2 separate regions of the Homo sapiens genome follow, and region 1 is linked to region 2. A link is a loop called in an ENCODE intact Hi-C map of the cell type or tissue named here. Cell type or tissue: HepG2. All regions are shown on one strand. Links, peaks and the distances in the headings refer to the core of each region. The heading gives the core; the rest is flanking DNA.

Region 1 (2,802 bases), core at 238-2,737, 400 kb before region 2:
ACAGAGCAGGTGTTCTTGCCACTGGGGCAAAAATACAAGTGCTCCAGGGTTCCTTGCTCATGGGAAAGTTGCCCATCACTTCCAGAGCCAAAGGCAGGTACCTCTTTGCCATTCATGCTCTCCCAAAGGGATCCCTGGCTTCCTGCTGAGAAGCAAGTCTCAAAATTCAGTATGCAAAAGGGCTATCTAGGCTGGGTGTGGTGGCTCATGCCTGTAATCCCAGCACTTTGGGAGGCCAAGGCGGGTGGATCACCTGAGGGCAGGAGTTCGAGGCCAGCCTGACCAACATGGCGAAACCCTGTCTCTACTAAAAATACAAAAAATTAGCCGGGCGTTGTGGTGGGTACCTGTAATCCCAGCTACTTGGGAGGCTGAGGCAGGAGAATTGCTTGAACCTGGGAGGGAGAGGTTGCAGTGAGCTGAGATTGCACCATTGCACTCCAGCCTGGGCAACAGAGTGAGACTGTCTCACAAAAAAAGGTGGGATGGGGGGCTCTCTAATCCACTTCCAGGGGTCTTAATTCAATGAGTCCCATAAAGCCACATTTTAAACAAGCACCCAGGTGATGTCAATAGAGGGCATCTCCAACTGCCAAATGCTAGCCACCTGGTGGCATGGTCTCCCGTTATCTCCAGGCTTCTTGGCTCCAAAGACAAGTGCTCTTCACACTACCCCATAGGTTGCATGCAGACTGCTCCACCTGGTTCCCAGGTATGAAGAGTCCAATGAAAGTCCAGGGGATCGAGGAGAGGGAGGAGCCATAGAACCTGGAGGCCAGATGGAGCACTCTACACGCATCCTGTGGGCAGCATGAAGAGCCCCTGGTCAAACCTGAGGACAGAGAGGACAAAACCAGTCTCACCTTGACCGAAGTCACCCCAGAGGAGCCATTGGTTTGAAGGCCTGAGTAAGAGAAGGATCCAATGTCACCAACAATTGTCCCACCACCATAGGTTAACCCTGAAGGTCAAGCCTTCTAAAACTCCCTCTGCTTTATTCATGATCAACATTACATTAACTATATTAAATACTACAGGTAGTACATAATGAGTGTGGAATCAAAAGGAAGCCAGGCTAAACTCGTTCATAAAAAGTGCAATTTCCTCCTCTTTTTCCCCAAGGGGAACATATAGAAAGGTTTTGGTCTGGCTCTGCCAATCCTGGATTTGCCTTCTGCTTGGGCTTTCCTCAGACAGTGCATGTCTGCACCTTGAGGGACATAATATACATTTGATATTGCTTAATAAACTTTTACTCTGTGCCACAAAGTGGGGACCCTCCTTGTGGGAGGCAACAGCATGTGTGAAGACCCTGGATAAGACAGTGCTCTGATCACTTGCTCCTGAAAGTCTGTGGGGTTCACGGACTAGCAGCATCACCCGGAGCATGTTAGAAACACAGATTCTCAGCCCTCACTTCCCAAATCAGAATCTGCATTTAACAAGATGTCCAGGTGACTTGTATGAGCATGAAAAATTGAGAAGCTCTGCTTTCTTTCTCACAAACCCCTGCAAGCTCAGATTCACGGAGGCTTAAAAGGGTTACATAACTTTGGTTCCTAAAGTAATATACTTCTGGATTTTGTCTTTATGGTACGTGTGCCTCAGCCCATGCCTTTTCTTTTTCTTGTAAAGACAAGTATACAGATTTCTATTAATAAATGAATTCCAAATTAAAGTGATTTCTGAAGTCAGAGCTGGCTGTGCACTGCTGCACTCTAGTGGGGAAGATCTGGAATTGCAGGTAAATGCTGACTCCCATGCAATTCAGAAGGAATTCCTGTTAGCCAAGCCTCCTGGACTCCTCAAGGGAGTCTTTAAAAATCGTAAGCACACTTCTTACACCTCACATGCCTCATACCTAAACTGTGTCTGGGTTAATAAAATGGCTTTCAGACCTCAGGTACCTGCTGATCAGTGTTAACTTTGGACTGAAGGAACAGTCACAGTCAATGTTTCTTACTGTAGCCTTTGGGCATAAGCATTTGGCTCTCTCCGGTCCCTGCCACCTGTGAGGCTATACATGTCTCTGGTACATCAGCCTCTGCTACTCAGGGTCCTCAGCTCCATAGCAAGGGCCACTTGAGAATGACCCCTGCATTTTCAGGCTTTGACCATGGGAGAAAGCAAAATAAGAGAAATGGTTTTGCCTCACTGCCTGGGCTTGGCTGAAGTGAAGATGACTGCTTAGGCATTTCAAGGGGAATCCTCGGGGACTCTTTCCCAGGATAATTTTCAACACCCACCCCAGGGTCCCCTGGCTACCTCCCCGACCTGCCCAGCCAGAAGCAACCTCTCCTATTCCTGAGTGCTTGAAGTTCTTTGTCCTCAGCTCCTTGCACCCAGAGGTACCAGATTTACCACGAGTAATGCGAGAAGGCAGTAATCGTTCCTGCCTGCTGTCCTGTGCTTGGCAGTAAGCCTATGGGGAGCAGGGATCATCTTTGGTCACTCGGGGCAGGAGTCAATGATGTACAGAATCCTAGAGACACATTTTGTAAATGGCCAAGTCTATCCCCTTATTAAACTGCAGCCACCAGCACGCCCAGCCATAGAACTGTAAGGCCTGCAATCGCTGACACCGTGGTTGGAGGCCTCCTCTGTTGGGGAAAGCCAGTCCTCTACACTGCTCTAAATATTTGTGCATCTCCTGCCAAAGTGCTCAAGGCTGATAGGGGGTGAGTGCCCAGGATGGAGCCACCGGCTAAACTGTGACAAGATGACAGTCTTCCAGACTTGTGGCCCAACATTTCATCCAGAATAAAGCATATCTGAGATTTTACTGTCTCCCTGAAGAACAAT
Region 2 (2,802 bases), core at 208-2,707:
CTCAAAGAGTTCAGCTATGAATCCCACTTTGCTTGGACAGTGATTCAAACAAAGGCTTGCTGGGAAGAGCCAGCCCCTCAAAAGGCTGACAGAAGAGAGTTTAATGAAGAGATGATTTACAGAGGCCTGGGGAGGCATAAACAAACTAACTAGGGATGGCAGAGCTGGAAGCCGTTTCACCCTGAAGCCTGAAGGGGCAAAGGCAGAAAGCGGTGTTCTAGCAAACCAGGGAGAGCTAGCAGCAGGGCATGGGGCTGCCTAACTGGAGCTGGGGCCCCAGAAGGACCCACCACTGCCAGCAGGGGGAGAACAGAAGAGACACCCTCACTTCTCTCCCTTCCATCCAATGGCCAAGCCCAGCTAAGAAGCAAGAGGGCAAGAGAGGGGAACAGGGACTGGAGCAGGTCACAAAGAACAGCTTCTAGGGGTCTGCACAGGGCAGAGAAGGACGAAGAACGAATGGGGACGGGAAATAGCTGGAGACCATGCAGCACGAATGGTGAAACATGGAGCCAGGATTGGGAATCACTGCACAATCCAGCTTTTCCCAGTGAATATAAGAGTGCAGAGCACTCAGTGTTAAAAGATAAGCCTGATGTGACTCTGGACCCCGCAGACTAAAGACAGTATGGACGGTTCAGGAGAACATTTTCAAGTAATGCATAAACCATCTGTTGTCCTGCCCTTTCCTTTGTACACTAAGGTGGAGGAGACATCGCTGTAACCTACAGCCTCCCTCTCCCAACCTGGCAATACCCCAGGGGAACAAATGAATGAGAAGCTGTGGGAGTCATTTCTGTAGCCATTTCTCCCATCCTGATGCCGCACGGCTCCAAACCCAGAACTAAATTAAGATGCAGCGCCACAGTTCTTGGCCTGGGAAATTTGGCATAATAAGCATTCCAGGTCACAAGCACCTTTTCATCTTCTTCTCTGCGGAAGCCCCTCTTTTTCCAACATTATGTCATACAACTCAATTGACACGGTCCCCCGCCTACAGACATGCCGGTGTATTCAGCAGAGACGTGAGACTTTGCTCAGCCACTGCAGAGGGAGAGCCTGCACCTGGGAGGCAGGGAGCCCTGCAGGAACGAGGGGAGGAAGAGATTAGGAAGCACGTGCTCTCCTAAAGAGAACAGCCACTGAAGATGTCTAACAGAAAAACGAGAGCTCCTGGTAATAATCACTTTAGCATCGATCAATTATAATTCCTCGATTAGATCACATACTGCTCATTACCATTAAAAAACAAAACAAAACAAAACCCTGACTTTTCCATTAGAGTCAGAGCAGTAGGTTTCATTTTGATTGAAAAACTCCAACTTCAAGAATGAATGAACGCATTCCAGCCGAATCAAAGCCTGAGCTGAGGCTGCAGACATTTTGTTTCCTCCCTGCCTCTACCCGGGGCGTCATCTAGCGTCCGCCCTTAGGTACTACACTCTCCTGCCAACGTAAGCCTTTTACTCCAGAGTTGGTTTCAGTAGAAAATCATGAGACCTGACAGGAGAAAAAAAAAAACTGGCCTCAATGATAGATATTTTTCAAAAGCGGTTGAGCAATAAAGACTTCCCATTTATTGGATTTCACACATGATTTTGCTTGAGCCAAACCAAAGACTCATGACTCCTAAAAAACAATGAATAGACAGAGTACAGAGTGCTTGGGCATTTTTCTCAGGGCTCTCTGTTCTTCGGAAAGATGTTTATGTGCAAAAATAAAAACCTGACTGATTTACATACGGAATAGGAACACACATTTTTCAAGGTGTGGTATCTTACAAGTAACATTTATTTGGACCCCTCTTAGGGCTGAATTTTACCCCTCTCCCCACCCCCCCCCAAAAAATCCTGTTGCCGTCTAGTGCCTCAGAATGTAACTGTATTTGGAGATAAGAGCTTTACAGAGTTAATTAAGTTAAGATGAGGTCTTAGAGTAGGCCCTAATCCCATCTGACTGGTGTCCTCATACAAAGAGGAAATCTGGACATAGACAAGTGCATGCACAGAGGAAAACCCATGTGAGCACACAGCAAAAGGCAGCCAAGGAGGCCCTGGAGAAACACGCCCGGACTACATCTTTATCTCGGACGTCCAGCCTCCAGAACAGTGAGAACATCTATGTCTGTTGTCTAAGCCACCCAGTCTATGATATTATACTATGCCTAGCAAACTGATATACCCCCCAAACTCCCCCCACCCCCTAAGCTGGGCAAATGTTAGGTGACTTTGATGCTGAGAGTGCCTGAAGCAAACTCTTTATCTGCTCTTTTTGTACACAAGGACTCTTGAACCACTCTTGAACCCGGAAGTCTCTGGCAATGGCTTGGGGATCCCACTTTGCCTACTCCTCGCCCCCGTCAATAGGGGAGTTGTTATCTCTTAAACCACTCCGGGAACCTCTCCTCTCTGGGTGGAGGTTAAGGGGACTCAGTCGGGGAGTTAAGTGACAAGGGTGCCTCTGGCAGAGCCTAGGTGTGTAAGCTTTGGCAAATGACCAGGCCTCGCTGAGCCCTGATTTTGTCCTCTGTAAAATGAGAGTGATCGGATTCCTTGGAGCACGAAATGCCTTCAATGTGGGGCTTAGCACGGGTCTGGCTCACAGTAACTGCTCTCACGCTCCACTAGCCACTCCTTAGCAGGAACGTGGGCACGAGAATTCCCAAACTTCCTCGAGTCAGTGTTCAGAACCCCGCCCTCCCTTTATCTTCAAAGGAGAAGGGAGAGCAGTGGGTTACAAGGGTCAGCTTTTAAATACCCCTGCTCTCCCTTGACCACAGACCCTGGGGAGTTTCCCCAGCTA

The links. Hi-C counts contacts between places; a loop is a spot of excess contacts. Peaks named below come from ENCODE experiments on the same cell type or tissue, not always from the same donor. Only the 100,000 strongest peaks of a DNase experiment are listed, where the experiment ranks them.
Region 1: a loop joins it to region 2, with 6 times the contacts of the local background. A loop is called at or near these places in 3 of 110 quality-filtered maps.

What each region holds. Positions count from the first base shown.
Region 1 is chr13:29,712,311-29,715,112 of GRCh38, forward strand. No RefSeq gene overlaps it. Among named protein-coding and RNA genes, the nearest start is that of SLC7A1, 120 kb to the left of the region's middle. In HepG2, for the core only: a CTCF peak has its summit at 1,720; no DNase peak of the experiment used is centred there.
Region 2 is chr13:30,111,721-30,114,522 of GRCh38, forward strand. No RefSeq gene overlaps it. Among named protein-coding and RNA genes, the nearest start is that of LINC00365, 4.2 kb to the left of the region's middle. In HepG2, for the core only: CTCF peaks have their summits at 301 (motif pointing right) and 1,427; a DNase peak (open chromatin) is centred at 1,421; H3K4me3 peaks cover 1,866 bases.